Linked DNA regions of Homo sapiens: region 1 is linked to region 2. The links are chromatin loops, found by intact Hi-C in ENCODE. Cell type or tissue: heart left ventricle. All regions are shown on one strand. Links, peaks and the distances in the headings refer to the core of each region. The heading gives the core; the rest is flanking DNA.

The links. A loop is a pair of places that touch in the nucleus more often than their neighbours do. Peaks named below come from ENCODE experiments on the same cell type or tissue, not always from the same donor. Only the 100,000 strongest peaks of a DNase experiment are listed, where the experiment ranks them.
Region 1: it touches region 2 in a loop (2.0-fold over the local background); 2 of 110 quality-filtered maps call a loop at or near these places.

What each region holds. Positions count from the first base shown.
Region 1 is chr4:87,268,282-87,273,667 of GRCh38, forward strand. No RefSeq gene overlaps it. Among named protein-coding and RNA genes, the nearest start is that of MIR5705, 30 kb to the right of the region's middle. In heart left ventricle, for the core only: a CTCF peak has its summit at 2,067; no DNase peak of the experiment used is centred there.
Region 2 is chr4:87,322,365-87,327,750 of GRCh38, forward strand. HSD17B13 (hydroxysteroid 17-beta dehydrogenase 13) reads right to left here and starts at 518. Exons shown (of 7, transcript NM_178135.5): 1 at 268-518. The coding sequence starts at 477. In heart left ventricle, for the core only: no CTCF peak of the experiment used is centred there; no DNase peak of the experiment used is centred there.

The DNA of each region.
Region 1 (5,386 bases), core at 142-5,141, 54 kb before region 2:
ATAATAAAAATGACTACATCAAAGACATTCTGTTTAGTACTTGCACACACACACACACTCTCTGTTTTCAATACTTGACAAATATTTAACATTGTTTCCTTTTACTTCCTTTGACACTGAATTTTATATTACTTCCTAGGAAGGAAAAATAATATGACTAGGATCCTACTGCCACAGGACTCAAGAGTTGCCTTCCAAACATGACTTTCAAAAAAGTGAGAAATGGTGAACAGGGGGCAGATCAGAACTTTCGGCCTATTTAATGATTGACTGTAGACTCACCGCCTAAATCGCTTTAGACCCTTCCTGATTTCTTTTTGTTCCAGGGTCATGGACTAGTACTTATTTTCATGGGTGACTTATTTCTTTCTTCCTCCTTCAGATTCAGATTGAGAAGGGTGCCCGCACTAACGAGAACAGTCCCCTTCTCCCCCCCCTCCTGCCCCTCCTCTTCCTTTGTCTTTGTTGAATAAAACAGATGTGGTGAGCAATTCTTTTTATACCTTTATATTTTATATTTGACAAGTGCACTAAGTAGTATCAATTTCTAAGCATCTATCTTTTTATAGTTTAAACTTTTATCAGAGAAATACATAAACTCAGATGAAAAAATCATAAATGTTTAACAAGGCTTTTTAATGAAAACCAGTATCCCCTGCCACATTCATCCCCACCATCATTCTTCTCAGAATAAACATTTACTTGCTTCAACTGGGTCTTCAGGTATTTATTTCCGAATGTCTAATAACATGTTCATACTATTTCTTATTTTTTTGAATTTTATGTATTCCACATTGCTTCCTGTAACTTAACCATCTTGCACTTCCAAAGGCTCCACTCCAAACTTGCCATCTTCTACCCTCTATCCTCCCAATATAGCTACAGGATTTTTTTACTTAATAAACACTCACAGTTTACATTTTATGACTATATAAGCATTATTTACAAGTGAGACATATATCATCCTATATTTTCTTTTCTGTACATTTTTTTCCCGAGTTAATGGTCTTTTTAAAAGCTTATTCTTTTTGATCTGCTGATTCTTTATTCATTCATAACTCTTTTTTTCTTTTCTTTCTCTCTCTGTTGCCAAGGCTGGAGTGCAGTGGTATGATCATAGCTCACTGCAGCCTTTAACTCCTGGGTTCAAGCAATCCTCCTGCCTCACCATCCCACGTAGCTGGGACTACAGGTACATTCTATCACACCTGGCTAATATTTTTAAATTATTTTTAATTTTTGTAGAGATGAGGTCTCTTTATGTTGCCCAGGCTGATCTCAAACTCCTGGCCTTGATCCTCCCACCTTGGCCTCCCAAAGTGCTGGGATTACAGGCATGAGCCATGGCACCCAGCCCATTCATAAGTCTTGATAGCAGGGTAAACCTCTCCTTAAGTTATACCTATGTATCAAGTAAGCTATCAGCTTCTCTCTCTCTCTCTCTTTCTCTCTGGCTCTTCTGCAATCACTCTGCTATAGCCTTTTTTTCAATCCTATGACTTTATACCTTTTAAAGTTTGCTTCATTAATATTTTAGAGGAGTTATGAGAGGAATGGTGGTAAGTTTATGTTTTAATATATCAATTTACAAGAATTGCCCACTACATTTTAAATGAAAAATTCAAAGGATTTAGGATTAGGTTGCTTTTTCATAAAGATATGAGCATAGCATAGAAAATACTCTTCAACTATCATGAACTAGGTGATTAGTATTATTTTCATTTTAAGATATTAAAATGTAATGTCTCAGTAAGCTGTCCTAGCATATAAGACATTTGTTATAAGTATGAAAAGGTACCCTCCTAGATTTTGTTTGAAAGTTCTTGTGAAATTTTTGAGAATTTAAACCACTTGTGATGGCAGCATTTGCAAAAATCTCCCAAGACAAAGTAATACTAGGGGCTTGTCTATCTGAAGTGAAAACAAGAGGAGGGAAAAAACAGCATCTCTAAAAATTTTTCTTCTATGTATATTAAACATAGAAACAACAACTCAAAGGCATTGTCAGTAATGCTTTCATCTGAGTGGGTGCTTAGATGGCAGATCATTTTGCTCCCTCTGGGAGGAGCTGTCTGCAAGGAGTTTAATGAATCAGGCTGTTGCCACTGATCCTCAAAAAGAAAAAGAAAGGAGTCATTGTGTAGACCGATTGTCTGCTAGAATACAGATGATAAAGTTTAGATAAAACTTGATTTCCCTCGATAAACCAAAGCGGCCAATGTCTAAGGCAGTGGTCTTTCACTTTTTAAACAATTTATTTAAAAATAATTAATATGTGCATATATATTAAAAAGTCAAGTAGTGCTAAAGACTTTAAAATATATGTGCCCTCCACCATTTCACCTCTCTTAGCCATGTCTTTGGATATTTACATGCATATTTCAAGGAAAAAAGCACATATACAGCCATCTTTTGATTCATCAATTTTAGATATTATCAGTTGACTTCTGTGTTAGTCCAGATTCTCCAAAAGGCAGACACAAAGGTGGAAAATGTATCAGGAGAAACGCCTGTAGAGATCATGGAGAGGAAACTGGGAGAAGACTGTGAGAGTTCCCAGACTGCCATGTGGGTCTTACCCAGTGCAGGAGAGAGGGGACAGGAGAAAAGGTATGGGGAATCACCTTAGACTACAGTACCATCTAAGGAAAGGACAGCAAGGCCATTAGAAAGTCCTCGAACCACAGTCACCCATAGGAGGGATCCCCAACCCCCGGGAATGGGCCTTACTTAGCATCTGTTTCACTGTCAGTAATTGGCTGAAAGCAGCCCACGGGCAGCATGAATGCACTGAATTTCAGAGTGCAGCAACTGGGCTCGCTGGTCTATTTTGCTCCCTGCAGTTGGAGGTCTGAGAGGGGGCGTTCGCTTGCCTGCTACCACGTCCAGTATGACAGGTAAGGATTTTAGCTTCCTTCCACAGCCTCTGCCTGTTTTTCTCCCCTCCAGTATAATTCTATTTCAATTTGGGTTAAATCCATATTCACTGTTTTCATTGTCATGATTATGTAAGTTTTGCTTATAACTGAGGCAGATAATGCATCATAATTCTAGTTTATTGTACAGTTTCTGTTTCTCTTAAAGGTAATAATTGCCTCATTTTTCCCCGTTTGCTTATTTTTCTTTGAACTGATGGACAAAATTTCCCACAATTCTTAATAGCTCTGTAAAATACCTCTTGATATAAATTTTCATATCATCAAACTTATAGCAAATCTGCTAAATTCAGGAGTAAGCTGGTAAGTGTTCTATAGAATGTAATTTCCTACAAGGTAGTTAGTTTTTTAGTTTGTTTTGGTTTTGGTATTCCTCTGTATTATGGTAGTGGAAGGCTGGGATGCTATAGAACTCAATTTAATATTGTAGAATTGAATTAAAGCAAGGAGACCTTTACTAATTTGCAAACATATTGTTAATCTTGCCACATTTCTATGAGGTCAAAAAATGCATCATCAAATACTTATTGCACTTTCTGTGTGGCAACTAGCTAGTTGATCACTAATTTCTTTCCTCCTTGTGGAAGATTGTATTTTCCAGAGAAGACCAGAACATTACCCATCCTGCATATTCTTCTTATAATATAGCTTTAGCTTCCATCTATCAAGAGATGGAGGCTCTATCTCCTTCCCTTGAAAGTGAGCAGGCTTTGGGGACAGTTTCAGCCAGTAGAATACAGCAGAAATGATGCTACATGACTTCCCAGGGTAGGTAAAAAAAGGTGACACAACTTTTATCTTTGATGAAACATTTGTGGGACTCCTAAGTCACTCCGTAAGCAGTGTGACTGCCCTGAGGTGCTATATTGTGAGGAAGGTCAAACTAGCCCCTGGGAGGGAAGCCCCTAAGTCTACGTGAGGAGAGCCATCCAGCAGCACTCAGATGCTCTAGTCCCCACAGGCTCCAGACCCATGCAGCTTCTGTCATTGTGCAAATCCATGAGAAACCATGAGCCAGAAAAGCTCAGTTGAGCCCTCTCCAAATTCCTGGCCCACAGAAACCGTGACAGACAAATTATGATTGTTTTAAGCCACTAAATTTTGGGGTGATTAGTTGGCACAATAGTGAATAGAACACTTGTCTTCCTAGGTACACAAAAATCAGAAGTGCCCGAGTTCCCAAGAGTGCAAGAGGAAGTTATATACTTCTAAGCTTAGCACAAAAGCCTCCATGTGTGATCCTCCATTCCTTTTTCCCTTCTGCTACCTGAATCCAGAGGACATAGGGAAGTAGCATAATTCCCTGAATGGCCATGTTGAAGGTTTCAGACTTCATGTGAATGATAAAATGTTATTCTGTAACCACCAGGATCTAGGGAGTTACCTGTTGCAGTGATTAGTGCTATTTAAGTTATTAGTGTTACTAATAGAATAGCATTTTATCATTCACGTTATAGTGGCTTACACCACACAACTATCTTGCTGCATTTACTCAAGAAATATGTGTCAAATGGCAGTCAGGCACTGTATCAGGTGCTGTGGATACAGTGGTAAATAGGAGGGTGCTTGTTCTCTTGGAGCTTACATTCTCATGGAAAGGAGAGAACCACAAAATAAGTAAACAGGCTGGGCGCGGTGGCTCATGCCTGTAATCCCAGCACTTTAGGAGGCCGAGGTGGGTGGAACACTTGAGGTCAGGAGTTCGAGACCAGCCTGGCCAACATGGTGAAACCCCGTCTCTACTAAAAATACAAAAATTAGCTGGGCGTGGTGGCGCACCTGTAATCCCAGCTACTCCCTATACACCTTTATGTCCTTTCAAAAGAATCCTTTCGGACACTGAAATGCTTCAGACTTCTTTTTCCTTCTTTTCCTGCTGTGGATTCGGTCTCACTTGGCTAGAGAATTATAATGATACATGCATCCCAGCCTTATTTCACAGCTGCTTCTCTAAAACCTGTGATCTCTAGGCTCTGCTGGAATTGAACAAATGTGAGACTAATAAGAGATGAGGTCAGAGAGTTAACAACGGATCAGATTGTGAAGGGCTTTACTCTAAGGGAGACAAAAGAGAAGGGCCCTAAGCATTATAAGTCTTTTCATTTGTTTGTTTTTTTGAGACAGGATCTTGCTCTGTCACCTAGGCTTAACTTCGGTGGTACAATCTCGGCTCACTGCAGCCTCTACCTCCCAGGCTCAAGCGATCCTCCCACCTCAGCCTCCAGAGTAGGTAGGACCTCAGGTGCGCACCACCACACCTGGCTAATTTTGTTTATTTTTTGTAGAGATGAGGCGTCTCACTCTGTTTGTTGCCCAGGCTGGTCTCAAAGTCCTGGGCTCAAGTGATCCACCTGCCTCAGCCTCTCAATCTGTCAGTATTTCAATGTGCCGGTATTACAGGCATGAGCCACTGTGCCCGGCCGGTAAGTTTTATACTTAAAAAGATGACA
Region 2 (5,386 bases), core at 123-5,122:
GTGACTTGCCTCATTTAGCAGCTTGGAAGGAGACTGGCTCCTGAGTCTTTCTATCAACCTGCACACCATGTCATAAAAATCGCTGCTTAGTTCTTAATTACATTCCCTTCATCTAACTAACCTGACACATATACAGACTAAGGGACCAGGGAATTTATCAAACTTTGAAAAACAAAAATACAAAGATAAGTAGATGGTAAGTCAAATAATTCTTAAAATACATATCTTACTCTGTGACTTTAAAAAGTTGGAAGATGTATACATTACCTTATTAATATCCCACAGAACCAATATGCTCTGTCGTTTTGCAAATTCATAAGTAGTCTGCCTGCCTATTCCATGCCCAGCTCCAGTAATGAGAACAATCTCCCCAGCCACAGATTTTCTCCTCTGAGGAATGAAAAACTTCACCAACGACTCCAAGTAGGAGTAGATGATGGTGATCAGAAGCAGAAGGATTTCTAGGATGATGTTCATGGCTTTGCTCTGTCCTCTTCCTTCTGGTTCAGTCCTTGTGTAGTCCTAGGGAGGAGGTACTGTCTACACAGAGCTCTAGGGAAGGGGTGTGCCCAGTTGTTAATGGGACTACCAGATGGAAGCCAGCTTTGGAAGCAGGCCTTGTTCACGTGTTCTAATGGGTTTGAAACACCTCAAATATGAAGTGATGCCAAGTGATGCCAAGAGCACAAGAGAGTGTGCTCTCTGGACTTGTTTATCTGAAAAGCAGTTATGTACTATATTTCACCTTGAAGTTTCACCTCTAGAAACAATTCTAGGGGCCAGGTGCAGTGGCTCACATCTGTAATCCCAGCACTTTGGGAGGCTGAGGCAGAGGATTGCTTGAGCCCAGGAGTTCGAGACCAGTCTGGGCAACATAGTAAGACCCTGTCTCAAAAAAAAAAAAAAAAACTATAGAAAAAAATTAGCTGGATATGGTGGCATGTGTCTGTAGTCCCAGCTACCCAGGAGGCTGAGGCAGGAGGATTGCTTCAGTCCATGAGTTCGTGGTGCAGTGAGCTGTGATTGTGCCACTGCGCTCCAGCCTAAGCAACAGAACAAGGCCTGGTCTAAAAAAAAAAGAAAAAGAATTCTGGAGATACTGCATCAGCTAATGATCTGTTGGTATCTTTCTGGAAATTGTTACCTTTTTTCAATATGAAAAAGGAGAATGTAGAGATAAGCTTAAAGAAACTTAGATAAAGTCTGAATGAACCCAGCTTAGCTATTTGATTCATTTATTCACAAAAGCTCAGCATCAATATTTCAACTGGCTAATTATTTTACACATGATGACCATTTCCCTGAAAATCTCTTGAGTTTGGGGGAGATTTTAGGATACAGAACCATCAGTTCCCTTTGTGATAATACTGGAAAGAGCATTAGACCAGGAGTCGGGAATCTCAACTTTAAAGTGGGGTGGCTTCTGTCTTTGTCTGCTGCTGTAACAAATTACCATTGACCAGGTGGTTTATAAATTCCAGAAACTTATTTCTCACAAGAAGTCCAAGATCAAGGCGCTGGCATATTCTTTGTCTGGTAAGAGCTGGCTTCCTGGTTGATAGATGGCTGTCATTTCACTGTCACCTCAAGTGGCAGAAGGAGGAAGGAAACCCTCCGTGTTCTCTTGTATAAGGGCAATTATTCCCATGGCAGAGCTCTCATGACCTAATCACCTCCCAAAGGTCTCACTTCCTAAAACCATCACACTGGGAGATAGGATTTCATAATATGAATTTTGAAGGAACACATGCAGCCTATAGCAACTTCCAATAGCCAAGAAGTGGGAACAACCCCAGTGTTCATCAACAGATAAACAAAATATGATATATACATGCAATGGAATATTACTCAGCCTTAGAAAGGAAGGAAATTCTGACACATACTACTAGATAGATGAACCTTAATGACATTATGCTAAGTGAAATAAGCCAGATGCAAAAGTATAAATATTGTATGACTCCATTTATATGAGGTACCTAGAGTAGTCAAATACACAGAGAGAGACAGAAAGCAGTAAGGTGGTTACTAGGGGATGAGGAGAAAAGGAATGGGGAATTATTGTTTAATGAGTATGGAGTTTCAGTTAGGATGATGAAAGCTCCGCAGGTGAATGGTGGTGATGGTTATACAACAATGTGAATGTGCTTAATGCTACTGATCTGTACATTACAAAATAGTTAAAATGGTAAATTGTATGTTACGTGTGTGTGATTTCTAGCAATCCTATTTATTTTCTCTATGCTACAGTTTCCTTAACTAGAAAATAGATATTTTTTAAAAAAGCACACATTACCCAACATAGACCTTCAGAGCACATAACAACCTCAACCTTCCCTCATATGCCAACACACAAAGTGGCTATAAGGATCAAATAAGAGAATATGTTTATGAAATAGTTTTGCAAGTAGTGAATGGTTATATAAATCAAATACTAATTATAGTAAGAATGCGAATGTGTTAATCACTATATATCATGGACTGATTTAAGGGCTTTACATATCAACTTGTTTAATCTTCACAACATACATTTGAAGTAGGTGCTATTAAAATCTGCATTGTACAGATGTGGAAACTGATGTATAGGCAAGTTAGGTAACTTATTTGTAAGCATAAAGTAACAGCTGGCAAGAGGTGGAGTGAGGATTGAAACCCAGGAAGCCTGATGCTGTAGCCTCAACTTTTAACTTAGATCAGTGGTTCTCAACTAGGATTACTTTTGTTCCACAGGGTACATTTTGGCATGTCTGGAGACATTCTTTGTTGCCACAATTTAGGCATGCCACTGTCATCTATCTAATAGGTAGAGGCCAGGGAAGCTGCTGAACACTTTACAATTCATAGGAAAGCCTTGTGCATTGAAACCAAGAATTATTTAGCCCAAACGTGAGTACCCTCAACTAAGGTTGAGACCTGGCCTATACTTATATTATATTGGAGACAGTGTAATTGGTTCTTTCAGTTTGAACCTTGGATAAATTTATGGCAAAAAAATAGTACTTGGTTATATCTTTCTGCATGCAGGTTTGCTGTGACATGTATATGGAGCTGTTAAATATTGACATAGGTGCTTTAGATCAGACCTCATGCTGGGCTGCAGTGCAGGAATCTGTTTTCAGATTGAATGTCTATATTTGAATATCCAGCTTGCTCAGAGGGGGCCAGACCAATGCTATCTAAATCAATACAGTACTGATGCAGTTTTGAAAGGCAGTTTTAAAATTTACAGTGGAATCTAGATTATTTTACCCACTGGATATTTGTATTATGCAAGAATTAAGAATCTTTGAGACAGTGAACAACACTTCTTAACATTGTTCTCAAATAGTTTGGTTGCTGAGAAATTTTATTTCATATGAGACAACCTAGTGAGCTCTCTCTCTTTTTTTTTCTTTTTGCTTGTTTTCTATGGGACGGAATGTTCATGTTCCTCAATTACAGGGTTCATATTTGCCCCAACAATGCTAGAAACATACACTTTGTCCCTTGATTTTGTTGTTGTTGTTGTTGTTGTTTTGTTTTGTTTGTTTTTGAGACGGAGTCTCGCTCTATCGCCCAGGCTGGAGTGCAGTGGTACAATCTCAGCTCGCTGCAACCTCCGCCTCCCAGGTTCAAGTGATTCTTGTGCCTCAGCCTCCTGAGTAGCTGGGATTACAGGCACCCGCCGCCACGCCTGGCTAATTTTTGTATTTTTAATAGAGATGGGGTTTCACCATGTTGGCCAGGCTGGTCTCGAACTCCTGACCTCAAGTGATTCACCCATCTCGGCCTCCCAAAATGGTGGGATTACAGGCGTGAGCCACTGCACCTGGCCCCCCTTGATTTTTTTCCTTAAGTTTTAGAGACTTTTTGTTTGTATGTCTTTATGACATCACTGGCTTCATTTCAACAAATTTTCATAACAAGTAAAAATGTTTAATTTGCTTTGATCACATTTTAGGTCAGTTTCCTACTGATATGAATGAAGGTACCTTAAATTTATCATTAATTTGTCTTTCACTCACATTTTAGGATGAGATGCTTTCAGTAAAATTTTCTCAACTTAGCTAAAATCATCCATAGCATTTAGAATCTTATTAAAATAAGACATTTTCTAAATTTTGGTCTGCTTTTTTTTTCCTTTCATTAATGTCCCTTTTGAGAGCCATCTGCCTACCGGTTTTAGAAATGTAATTATCTTTATTCAGTAAGAATAATTATCTTTGTACAAAGGGTCAACACTAAGCCATCATTTCTCTGAAGATCATAAAATGAGGACGTTATGGAAATTATGCCCATTAATCTACTGTTTGTTTAGGCTAACTGTAGTAATCTGACACGTAGAGGTTTGGGAATATAATCTCTTCAAATACATACTCTTTTCTTTTCCTTCCTGGTGGGGTTCATTAGTTCATTGCCAAGGGTTCTATTCATGTATACTGGCAAACTGATAACACAGTATTAGGTATTCTTAAAAGACATATAAACCTCTCCTTGAGGTTCCAAAACCCCTATCCAAATACACAAACCCCAAACTCATATTTCATGCAGAGCCTTGGCATGTTTTGGATTACAAAACCTTTTGCTTCATCACTCCATACCAATCCTCCTTGTAGTACCAAAGAGAGCATCCCGATCTCTATAGTCTGGTTCTCAATCTTTCTTTTATTTTCTCCTAATTCTTCTTCCTCTGTTTATTCCAAACTCTTCCTGCCTAAAAGTTGTCTCTTTTGCTTTCAAATATTTTCAGATCTCTCCCATTATAAAAATATTCAACAAAATCATCCTGTCTTCCATATTTTACTGTCAAATTAGTCTACAGTGATTACCTCTGTTTTCTGGCTTCCCCTTTCCTTAAGAAAACAGAAATCTCTTGTCCTTTTACCTCTTTTACTCTCTACCTGGTGCAAAGTGCTATGACAGCTGCATATAAGGAGCAACAGGAGTTCACAGGAAGGGCAAATTACCCAGCCCTGAGAATGGAAGTGGGAGTTGAGCTATAAATGGGGCCCTGAGGATGACAGGAGTAAGCCAGTGATGAAGGAGATAAGAGTGTTCCATATACAGAAAACCAGGTATGCCAACACTAGGAGGTGAGGAATCATGGTGAGGTCAAGGAATAAGAAGTTCTGGCTGGGCACGGTGGCTCAGGCCTGTAATCCTAGCACTTTGGGAGCCTGAGGCAGGTGGATCACTTGAGGCCAGGAGTTCGAGACCAGCCTGGGCAACGCGGTGGAACCCCCGTCTCTACTAAAATACAAAAATTAGCCAGGCCTGGTGGTATGTGCCTGTAGTCCCAGCTACTCAGGAGGCCGAAGCACAAGAATCACTTGAATCTGGGAGTCGGAGGTTGCAGTGAGCTGAGACTGTGTCACTGCACTCCAGCCTGACAGAGTGAGACCCTGTCTCA